Linked DNA regions of Mus musculus: region 2 is linked to region 1. The links are chromatin contacts, found by POLR2A ChIA-PET in ENCODE. All regions are on one chromosome and are shown on one strand. Each heading gives the region's core, a stretch centred on a gene start or an enhancer-like site at or near the end of the contact. The rest is flanking DNA. Distances are from core to core; before and after follow the strand shown.

Evidence for each region. ChIA-PET counts read pairs that join two places held with the same protein, here RNA polymerase II (POLR2A).
Region 2: POLR2A ChIA-PET joins it to region 1 with 20 read pairs in Patski. The contact joins the promoter of AU041133 here to the enhancer-like site in region 1. POLR2A ChIA-PET finds 5 or more read pairs at or near these places in 2 of 5 experiments (Patski and embryonic stem cell).

Annotation. Positions count from the first base shown.
Region 1 is chr10:81,639,400-81,645,084 of GRCm38, forward strand. It overlaps Ankrd24 (ankyrin repeat domain 24), which reads left to right. Exons shown (of 20, transcript NM_001374016.1): 11 at 457-537; 12 at 629-736; 13 at 1,369-1,413; 14 at 1,493-1,591; 15 at 2,577-2,649; 16 at 2,902-3,020; 17 at 3,118-4,494. Among named protein-coding and RNA genes, the nearest start is that of Gm10778, 6.8 kb to the right of the region's middle. Within about 2 kb of position 4,342, at least 3 of the 3 ENCODE cell types and tissues checked have a DNase peak (open chromatin) inside an H3K27ac peak, as active enhancers do.
Region 2 is chr10:82,125,953-82,131,409 of GRCm38, forward strand. AU041133 (expressed sequence AU041133) reads left to right here and starts at 2,061. Exons shown (of 4, transcript NM_001163064.1): 1 at 2,061-2,146. The coding sequence starts at 2,144.

The DNA.
Region 1 (5,685 bases), core at 3,092-5,591:
TGACCTACAGGAAGAGACAGACCTCTATGTACAGAGTTCTGTCATGGCCCCTATCCAGGATCTGTCCCTGCTCAGTGGCAGTGACACGAACACCAGCAGTCCTGCACACTAGGGACAGTGGATCTGGGACAGGTGACTGAGGACTGGGGTTGCTAAGGGCTGCTTCAGGCAGAGCAAGAGCGGGCCTGGCCACTTTCCACATTCCTGCCCTGGGTCTGCTGTGTCTCAGGCTTCATGGAGAATAGAAAATGACATAGAAGCCGACAGAGCCAGGGAAAGTATAAAGTACCAACAGCGAACCGTACGATCTAGAGTAAGTGGGAAGACACGGGGTCCTTCACAGTATGGAGGAGGCAGGGGAGCTGAGGCTGCTGACAGCAGCGGGTGGTCACATTGTATCCCCGAAGTGGATCCTGGCCCTGTACCCATGTGCTACACCCCCTCTGCCCATACCAGAACTCAGTGTCAAGCCATGAGAAACAAGGAGCCCCCAAGAAGAGGAAGGCACCCCAGCCTCCAGCCAGCACACCAGTTCCTGTAAGAGTTGGGGGGAGCCTGTGGCAAGGTGGGATTCTGCTAGCTCTAGAGACTTTACCTAAAGTGGTGTCCCCTGATGGGGAGGGGACAGGACGATCGGGATGCTTATGAGGAGATTGTACGCCTGAGACAAGAGAGAGGCCGGCTCCTGCAAAAGATCAGGGGCCTGGAACAGCACAAGGAACGGAGGAGGAAGGAGGTTAGGAGGCTGCAGCCCTGCAGTCTGGAGCAATTCCCTGGGATATCATACCACCTACCTTCCTATCCTTCCTTCACCCTTTCTTCCCCACTGTCCCTTTGCTCCTGACATGCAGCCCCCTCACTGGCCTTTCAACAATGCAGGCTCTGTTCAGCCCTAGGGCCTTTGCCCATGGTGTCTGCAGTACAGAATTGCTGTCTCTCCAGCTGTCCCCAAGGCTCCCTTTCTCCAACATCTCCCCTGCCACCATATTTGAAATTGTATGCTTCTTTCATTTCACCAGAGCACTCTACCACTCAAAGGCATGCTCGTGAGGGCAGGCTTGCCCATAAGGGCAGGCTCAGGTGAAAGTGCTGAGCTCAGAGTGGATGAATACTGGATGAGGAGTGGCCCACGGTGAGGAATGAGTGAACGCATGCATGCATGAATGAATGAATGGCCCTGCACAGGATCTGCTACACAGCAGGCAATGTACCTAAGCGCCCTGGGTGAAAGAACAGAATGGGGTCTGACAGTGTGAAGGATCGGTCAGAGTGGCACATAGTAGGTGCTCAGTGTACATGGAAAAAAGCCATGGCTACCAGACACTAGGTGGTAGGTGGCTGTCCAGTCCCAACCACTTCTACCTGCAGCCCCTGGAGGCGGAGGCCAGCTCAGTGCACAGCCTGGAGAGACAGGTAGGTGAGGAGGGCACAGCCAGTGTTTGGGAGGGTCCAGTGTCCTGAAGTCCTCAAGTGCTGACCTAGGCCTCTGTAGGTGCAGGAGCTGCAACAGATGCTGGCGGAGAAGCAGGAGGAGAAGGAGAGCCTGGGCCGGGAGGTGGAGAGCCTGCAGAGCCGTCTGTCCCTGCTGGAGGTGGGTGGGGCTTGGGAGTGCAGAGCCACAGAAGGAAGGTCCCTAGGGATTAGGGCGTTGCCTTAGGGGCAGGGCAAGAGGCTGGGTGGGGTGGAGCTTGGAATGGCCAAAGAGATGTAAGGAAAAGCAGGGAGTGAATGTGGAAAGAGGCTTTCATCAAAGTGTGTCCTGCCAGTGTTGGGAGGGGTAAGGGGTGGGGTCCCAGCATGGGTGAGGAGTGTGGTAGAGTGTGGCCAACTCTGACATGCCAGAACTTCACCTATGCACCATGGTGCATCCATAATGTCCCAGCCACACATGACTTCCATAAAAATCACACACTTATCAAGACTTCTGCAAACACACGCACCCATGCAAAGATTCTAGCCCCTCTGACACACACATCACAATCACACGTGCCCCAAACATATAAATATACCAGTCACACACAGGCCACAGCCCTCACACAGACACAGACACCCACACACTGCTCAGAGTGTGCAATTAGAGTTGGTGATATAGACCAGTCAATAAAGAGGTTGCTGCCAACCCTACTGACCTGAGTCCACTCCCCACATGACAGAAGGAGAGAACCAATTCTTCTGACTGCTGACTTGTACTGTGGCGTGTGTGCACATCCTGCAGGCACACACAGAATAAGTGTGATAAAATGTCCCTCCAAGCACACCATGGCACAGACATACACAGAGATGAGCATGTATTTGGGGATGTGCTGGGATTCAAGCCCAGAGCCAGACTCTGGCCAGAACATCCCTCAGTGATGAGTGCTTGCCTAGCATGTGTGAAGGCCCTGGTCCATACCTGCATCTCACTAGAAGGTGGAAGGGCCATTTGGGTGCTCAGCAGACACAGACACAGCCAGTTTGGAGCTGACCCCCAATCCCGCTGTTGTGTGGATATATGGACATTGTCAGTTTGGGAGGACCTAAAGTCTCTTGTCAGTAAGGAGCAGGGTCTGAAGGTCTACTTTGTGCTGGACTCCTAGAATGAGAGAGAAAACACAAGCTATGATGTAGCTACCCTGCAGGATGAGGAGGGTGAGATGCCTGACTTCCCAGGTGAGATCTGCCCCTCCACACACACACACACACCCTCCCTGCTGCCTACCCGGGATTCTGAGGGGTGGATGGCCATGTGGACACAAAACCACGACCATGGCCTTCCATGGAGGAGGCACATGATGCCAGAAGGGCACAGACACTATGATCCCCACCTGCCTGAGGCAATGCACCTCCCCACTGAGCAGTTCCTGACTGTCCCTCATGGCATGTGTCCCCAGCCTGACTCTGTGCTGTTCTCAACCTTGTCAGGAGCTGATGCACTGATGCCAAAGAACCAGAGTCCATCAGCAGAGGAAATAGTTGCTTCCCTACAGGAGCAGGTGGCTCAGCTCACCAGGCAGAACCAGGAGCTGCTGGAAAAGGTCCAGGTGGGGAAACTGAGGCAGTGGACATCTCTGCAGACCTCGGGGTGGGCAGGGAACATGGTGAGCCCACCTCTTAGCCTGCCTGCCTCCCCACCCCCAGATCCTTGAGGAGTTTGAAAAGGATGAGGCGCAGATGGCAGAAGAAAGTCAGGCCGAGGTCGTCCCCCTGGTCTTGTATGAATCCTTACGGGCAGAGCTTGAGCAGCTTCGGAGGCAATACACAGAGGCCATGCATTCGCAGCAGCAGCAGCAGGAGGGGGAGCCACCCAGGGCTCAAGAAGGAGAAGAGACAGCATACCAGGAAATCAAGGATAAGGGAATCACTATCCAGAATGGACCCAGCGTCCCAGACCTCAACGGCACCACATATGCAGAAACCAAAGCAAATGGAATGGAACTCCAAGCAGGAGGCTCCAAGGGTGTCTGGAATACTGAAGCAGGGGTTTCAGAAGCAGCACCCATAGAACCCGAGGCTGCAGGTTCAGAGGCCACGGGGAAAGACAGACTGGCAGCCAAGGAAATGGACACTAGTGCTACTATGGCTGAGGCCCTAAATGTGAAAGCTCTAGGTGACAATGCCGAAAGTGAGCCAGTGGCTGCCGAAGATACAGGAGGAAAAGAGAATCCAGGAATGAAAGCTGATGAGGTGGATGTGTTGGCACAGGCAGGGCTCACAGGTACAGTGATTAGAAACATGGAGGCCATCGGAGTGCGGGATACAGGAATTCAGGCCACAGGATTAGAGGCTAAGGCAGTGAAGACCACTGGAGTGCAGGCCACAGTGGCGGAGGTCATAGGAGTGAAGGTCACAGGAGTGCAGACCACAGCGATAGAAGCTATAGGAGTCAAGGACACCACCCAGGTGGCCACAGGAGCGCAGGCCGATTGCTGGCAGGCCACGGAGGCAGACTGCACCGGAGCGCAGGACACAGCTATGGAGCCCACGGGGGCACAGGCCACTGTGACAGAGACTACGGAAGCCGAGACCAGCGGCACGGAGGACCCTTGCGCTGCGATCCTGCACCCGGGGGCGGCGGCGGCGGCGCTGCAGGCCGAGCTGGAGACCCGGATCCGCGGTCTGGAGGAGGCGCTACGCAGAAGGGAGCGGGAGGCTGCGGCCGAGTTAGAGGCTGCTCGGGGCCGTTTTGCAGAGGCTGAGGAGGCGGCGCGGGGGCGGAGCCGCGAGCTAGAGGCGCTTCGGGAATTGCTGGCCACGGCCACGGCTACCGGCGAGCGCGCACGCACAGAGGCCGCCGAGTTGCGCCAAGCGCTAGCTGCCTCCGAGGCTCGGGTCGCCGAACTCAGCTCTACCGTGGACGCCGCTCGCGAGGAGCTGGAGCGCATGCGCGGGGCCTCGGTTCCTGCGGACGAGCACGAGCACGCGCTGAGCGCCCTGCGCGACCACGTGACCCGGCTGCAGGCGCAGCTGGCGGACCTGGCGCGCAGGCACGAGAAGACTAGCGCAGAGGTCTTCCAGGTGAGCGCCTGCGCCAGGCTGTCCTTTCAGAGGATTTCCGCGTGGGCCTGGGCGTCTGCGTGAATGTCTATCACATATACGCAGTACTCCGGAGGCCAGAAGAGGGCGTCCGATTTACTGGATGTTGGAGTTACAGACATGAGCCACCGCGTGGGTGTTGGGAACTGAACCCTGGTCTTCTGCAAGAGCAGTGATCTAACCCCCTTTGCTATTTCTCCAGCCCATAGTATTTCTATTTAGTTTTAATTTATTATTTTCTATGTGGTGCACACACATGGCATGGTGGGAAAGTCAGATGGCAGCCTGTGGGACACAGTCCTCTCTTTCTCATGTGGATCCTGAGCACCAACCAAGGCTATTAGGCTTAGCTGCAAGCACCTTTACCCTGAGCCATTCCCGAGCCCCCTGGTCTGTGTGTGTGTGTGTGTGTGTGTGTGTGTGTGTGTGTGTGTGTGTTTTGTTTTGTTTTTATAGCAGAGACTTGTGTGGTTGAGGCTGATTTTGAAAGCCTGATCCTTTAGCGTCTACCTCCCAATTAGAGGGATGATAGGTGTAGCATCAGTAGGACCTGTTTACACAGAGGTGCATGTTGGGCCAGCTCTCTACCCACTGAGTCCCATCTGAGTTGAAAATTTTGTTTTTGCCAACTATATTGTGTGCCCATAGCTTCACAGTGAGGCCCTGTCTCAACAAAACAAAACAAAAAAAGCGAACAAACTTCCTTAGAAGGGATTGTGTGTGTGTGTGAGACAGTTTTCGTTCTTGCTTTGGCCTTGAAGTCACAGTGTAGCTTTGGAACTCCTGATCCTCCTGCCTCAGCTTCCCGAGTATCTGGGTCACAGGCTTGCACCACAAATGAGGCCACCAGGGCACAAAGAGGCCTAACCAGCTGTCCAGGGACAAACAGCCAGTAGCCAGTGGCTCTTGGCAGGACCGGGATGTTACCAGGGTCGGGTGGGAATCAGAACCTTCCTTGAGGTGGAATGGTATCAGTTCAGCATGGAAGGGTGGGAAGAGCCGAAGGATCCAAGCCACTTTGGGGTCTAAATGTCCCGAGAGTCACGCATGGGCTTGGGCCACAGGTGCAGCGTGAGGCATTGTTTATGAAGAGCGAGAGGCACGCAGCCGAGGCCCAGCTGGCCACGGCCGAGCAGCAGCTCCGGGGGCTTCGTACAGAGGCCGAGAGGGCGC
Region 2 (5,457 bases), core at 811-3,310, 480 kb after region 1:
GATATCAGCATTTGAATAATACAGAGATAATCTTCCCACAGGGCACAAAACATTATGTCTTCATTTTCCCCTTCTAGCTAATAAAAGGCTCTTTCTGTTTGGAATCTTTGGATAAAGTATTCTATAATCTATTCTATTTTGGTGAGTTTAAATTCTGTGTTTAAATCATTCTTTACCATAATTGTATAGAGCTTAATACATTTTCCTAAATCCTAAACACTTTAAACGTATATGGGAGACTTTGTCTAGTCTTCAACCCCAATAGACATCCAAGAAGGAATAATTACCTGAGTATGTACAAAGTGTAAGCAAGCAGCTTCCAAAATTAAAGAAATGAGAGAGAAAGCTGACTGCCTGGAACGTTTTATCCTTTCTAGAGTCCAACGATCTCAAAAGTGTTTTGAGAACTCTGATCTTTCAGCTAAGTGATTCTAGGAGCTGTGGGAAGGAGGGAAGTTAAAAGTGATAACATATTTAAATGGAAATCCCCATGACCAAGAGAACAGAATCTCTGGCCTAACATTCCAATGAGAATTGGCCAAGGACCCATACCTATGATGCAAAGGTCTCACCCTAAACCATAATAATGAAATAAATGCAATAATTATTTGTTTTGTACTTGAAGTCTGGCTAAGGATTATTGAATCAACTAACACTAAACAGGTACCCCTCCTCATTGTACTTTCTTGATTCAACACAGAACATAGTGATGACATCTTAAATGAGTTTAAAAGGAACAGCATTTATAGAAGAGACAAAAGGATATATGTTTAACAAATCAAATATGAGTATTTTCCATCAAGTACTATTAATCTTGTTTTTGGATTAAGAAATTCAAATATTTTTAATTTCCCTATCCCGGTAAAACCTTAGTTTCCTCAAAGATCCACTTGTCTCTGGAGCAGCACGTCTTTTCTCTTACTTCTCCATATCCGTTGCAGCAATTCTTTCTAGACTATCCAAATGAATAAGACTGAGGTGAGACTCAAGCCAAAGGGGAAATGATACAGCCACCACCTCTTTAGAATAAAAACCAACAAAGCCTCTGCTTAGGGCAGGAACATAGCTTCTAGATGAAGAGTAACGTTTTCTTTTTCCAGACACTAAAATGGCAATGCTGGTCTCTTCCTTGGCCACCCTGAACTTACTTCTAATATGCCCACATAGAAAACAACTTTAAGAATGATTTAACACCCGTCTCCTGCCATCCAAGACTTTCTTAGAGGTGCTAGTTTTATGTTCTTGCCAAAGGTCAACTTGGCAAGGTCTGTTTTGGTGCTTCAGGAGGTCTTGAAGGAGTCAAGGGAACCTGGCTCTTTGGCCTGAGGGGCCGTGGTTATAAGCTCCAAGGCCACCTGTGCTCAATCTGAGGCATCCTGTATTTTTCTTGTCAGCATTGCTGAATTGGTTTCTGCTGACTGATTCTCCCTCTGCAAACAGTGTATCATACATGCACTTCTTAATAAACTTGTTTGGCATGAGCCATCATCATCTTATACTGATACCTCCCTGGACCAGAATTGGTGGTGTATTGTGCCATAGACCAGGCTGTTTTAAACTACTGATGCCCTGCCTCTACATCACAAGGTTGCATGATAAGGCAGTGCCACCGCAGAAGGCTGGGGCACTGTTATGTTTGTTCAACGACGTGCAGTTGAGAGAGGTGTTTGCAATCCATGGTGTGCCTTGTTGAAATTGCTGATACCTGGTAAATATCCATCCGGTAGTTTAAATCTGACCTGAATGGAAATGGGCTTTCTTTCAGTTGTGAGGCAGGGGGATCAATCCACTACACCTTGTTTAATGATCTGCATATGCTAGAGACCTATATGAAGGAGAAGTTCCCACTAGGTGCAGGGACGACTTTGCAGTCCAGGTGTAAGGCCAATCTGTTCTGTGCCTGGGGTGGAGGATAGGGCTGAGAATGACTGTGCTGCGTCCCTTCACAGCCTCAGTCGCTAAGGGATCTGCTCCTGTCACTCAGGCCTCACCAGCTAATCAGGGCCTCGAGGCGGAACACCAATCGGAATGGAGGCGGGCACTTCCGGTGTGTGGCAGAGGAAGACTCCTCCATCCATGTTGGGCGCAGTGACCCTGCTTCCCGCAGCTGTGAGGAGAGTGGGGCGAGGTCCGAATCCGCGCCATGGTGAGCGGGGCCGCCGTCCCCACGCGGGGAGGAGCAGATCCGCGGGAGCCCGTGTGGGGTTGACTCGGGGTGCGGGAACTGGCGGCGAGACGCGGCGTCGGTGTCATTCCGTTTGTTCCCGAGTTGTGGTCCCGCAGGTGGAAGCGGGACCTCTCATTGACTTAGGTCTCCTGGCTGCGCCTGCGCACCGCATGGGAAGCGGGAGCTGGGCTTATAAACCATTCTGGGCTGGCTGCAGAGCTCGCGCATGCGCGCTGTCATTGTCAAGGGAGGCAGTGGCTGGCTGGCAGACCTCTAGTTTCCCTAGTCTTCCAGAAGTTCTGAACCTGGCACTTGACATTCGGGTGTAGCATCCATCTCAGTTAACTCTGCGCAGTGTAAAGTCTGTGTCATTAACACATTCGCATGTAGATGCCACGGTGGACCAATCACGTGTGTTAGTAAGGCCAGACTCACTGTGTTTCCCTGCATAAGTTGTCAAAATCGACCGAATATTAATTGTGTTTTTGCCCTAAGTGTGCTTGTTCTCTCATGTTCTGTTTGTCTCAAACAGCACAGTCTTTATTGCAGGTGTAGGGTAATTTAGAAGTCAGACGGTGTCACTGTGCTGTTTATTCAGTCTTGTGTGCTCATGTTTTCATTCATGATGACCTTTTGTCATCGGCTTTTTTATAAGTGGTTTTAAGTGCTGAGCCATCTCGCCAGTCTTAAACTTGACAGATTTTCAGAAATTTACATGTGTGTATGCCTATGCACAAGATGAAATCTGAGGGTTAAGAGAATTTAGGTTTGCTTTAGAATCTGTCTTTGGGTGTTAGGAGAAGACTCAGTAGGTATACTGGTCAAATTTGGTGAGCTTGGAACAAGCAATGGATAGGTATTCTTCTGATTAATGATTGATGCAATAGTTCCCATCCCACTGTGTTTGGTGCTGCCGTGGGCAGGTGGTCTTGGGATGCATAAGAAAGCAGTCCTAGGAAGCCATTAGATCGGAGCAGTGCCTTAGTCAAAGTTCTGTTTCTGTGAAGGGATGCCATGACCACAGCATCTCTTATTGACGGAAACCATTTAATTAGGGCTTGCTTATAGTTTTAGAGGTTTGGTCATGGTGGGGAGTATGGTGGGACATTGTCAGACATGGTGCTGGAGAAGTAGCTGAGAGTTCTAAATCCAGATCAGCAGGAAGGAGGAGAGACTGTGAGCCTAGCCCAAGCATTTGAAACTCCAAAGCCCAGCCCCAGTGACACACACTTCTTCCAAGAAGGCCACGCAAACTCCAAAGCAAAAAAAGTCCTCGCCTTGTCAAGTAACACCTCGTTCTAATGACCAAGCATTGAAACCCATGAGCCTGTGGGCACCATTCTTTTCTTTCTTTTGTTTTTTGTTTTTTTGTTTTTTTGAGACAGGGTTTCTCTGTGTAGCCTGGCTGTCCTGGAACTCTGTAGACTAGGCTGGCCTCGAATTCAGAAATTCGACTGCCTCTGCCTCCCGAGTGCTGGGATTAAAGACATGGGCCACCACGCCTGGCTAGTGGGCACCATTCTTATTTGAACGACTAGAGGTTGACAGCATATGTGGGATGTATAAGTCTGCAGTGTGTAGTTATAGAAGTTTGCAAAATCTGTTCACTGGAGCTTGAGACTTGGCATTATAAAGAGATTTTTTATTCACTAATCTCGATGTGTGTGGTGTGATTTCTCATTGGGAAGGCCCATTAATTCCAGAACAGCTTCACCTTCAGGCTTTTTGTAAACATCCTTTACAACAAGCTCTCTTGTGTTGACTCAGGTTGTCTTCTAAGGCCTTGCTGCCTTTCTGAGTCAACCTCCTCATTTCTTGGATTAAAGGTTTCTAACACCACACAGTTCTGAAAACACCCATTTGAACCATGTAGTGGGCTGGCCAGATCAGTAACAAGACAAAGATTTGTGTTTCTCTTTCTTGAAACCAGAATAGAAGGAATAGTTTACTGTGTAAACTGCAGGAGGAAACAGAAACAGATAGTAGCTGGGTTTTAAGCTGGTCTCCATTATAAAGAATGTTCTGATGTTTCAGGTGACTTTTATGCATTAATTCATATGATAGGAATGAAGGCAAACAAATTGGTGGATGTTTAATTTGGGGAGGTTACCTTGGTCCAATGAAATTTCCACTTTTCCAACTCTCTCAGATGGGTAAGTGCAAAGCTAGTTGGCTCTCTTCAGTGTGGTGAGAGGTTTGAGTCACAGGGCATTTGTCTGTGGCTTGTGTAGCAGCATATAGCACTCAGCAAATAACATTTTACACAGGGAAGGTCGTAAACTCTCTTATTAATGGCATTCACTTTACCAGGAATGAACTTGATCTGTTTTAACGTGATCTGTAGTTATTTTATCTCTTTTAAAAGCTAAGTATCAGCATCTGGCATAGAGTGGTGTAGGCATTGCCTCTAGAGACTCGTGCGTTTGAATGCTTGACTATCAGGAGGTGTAGTCTTGTTGGAGTAGGCGTGGCCTTGTTGAAAAAGTCTGTCACTGTGGAGGTGGGCTTCGAGGTCTCCTATATGCACTAGGCTGGCCAGTGTGACACAGGCTTCCTCTTCTGCTCCCTGTGGATCAAGACCAAGAACTCTTAGCTTCTCCAGCAATTTGTGTGCCTGGACGATGCTGTGCTTCCTGCCATAGTGATTATGGACTAAACCTCTGAAACTGTAGCCAGCCCCAATGAAATGTTTTCTTTTATGAGAGTTGCCTTGGTCATGGTGTCTCTTCTCAGCAATAGAAGCACTGACAGCAGCATGAAGACAGAAAGCCAATGGGCCTGGCTTAAGCCCTTGAAACTCAAATCATACCCCTCAATGACCCACTTCCTTTAAGACCACACTTCCTCCAACAAAGCCACACCTTCTAAATTTACCCAAGCAGTGCCTTTCCCTGATGAACAAACATACGGACATATGGGTGCCATTCTCATTTAAACCACCATAGTATTACTTTTAAGTTTTCAGTTGTTTTACATACATCACTACTCTAATCTCTACTTGCTTCTATTCTCCAATATTTCTCAATTAGTAATAATTTAATCCAACTTTCTTCAAGTAGTTATTCATTTATTTATTTATAGAGCAATGTGTCATGTAGGTGTCTTAGTTTTTCGGCTGCTGTGATAAAACACCATGACCAAAGAGCAAGCTGGGGAAGAAAGGGTTTATTTGGCTGACACTTCAGCAACACTGATTGTCATTGAAGATAGGACAGGAACTCAAGCAGGGCAGAAACCTGGAAGCAGGAGCTGATGCAGAGTCCATAGAGGGTGCTTTGGATTGGCTTGCT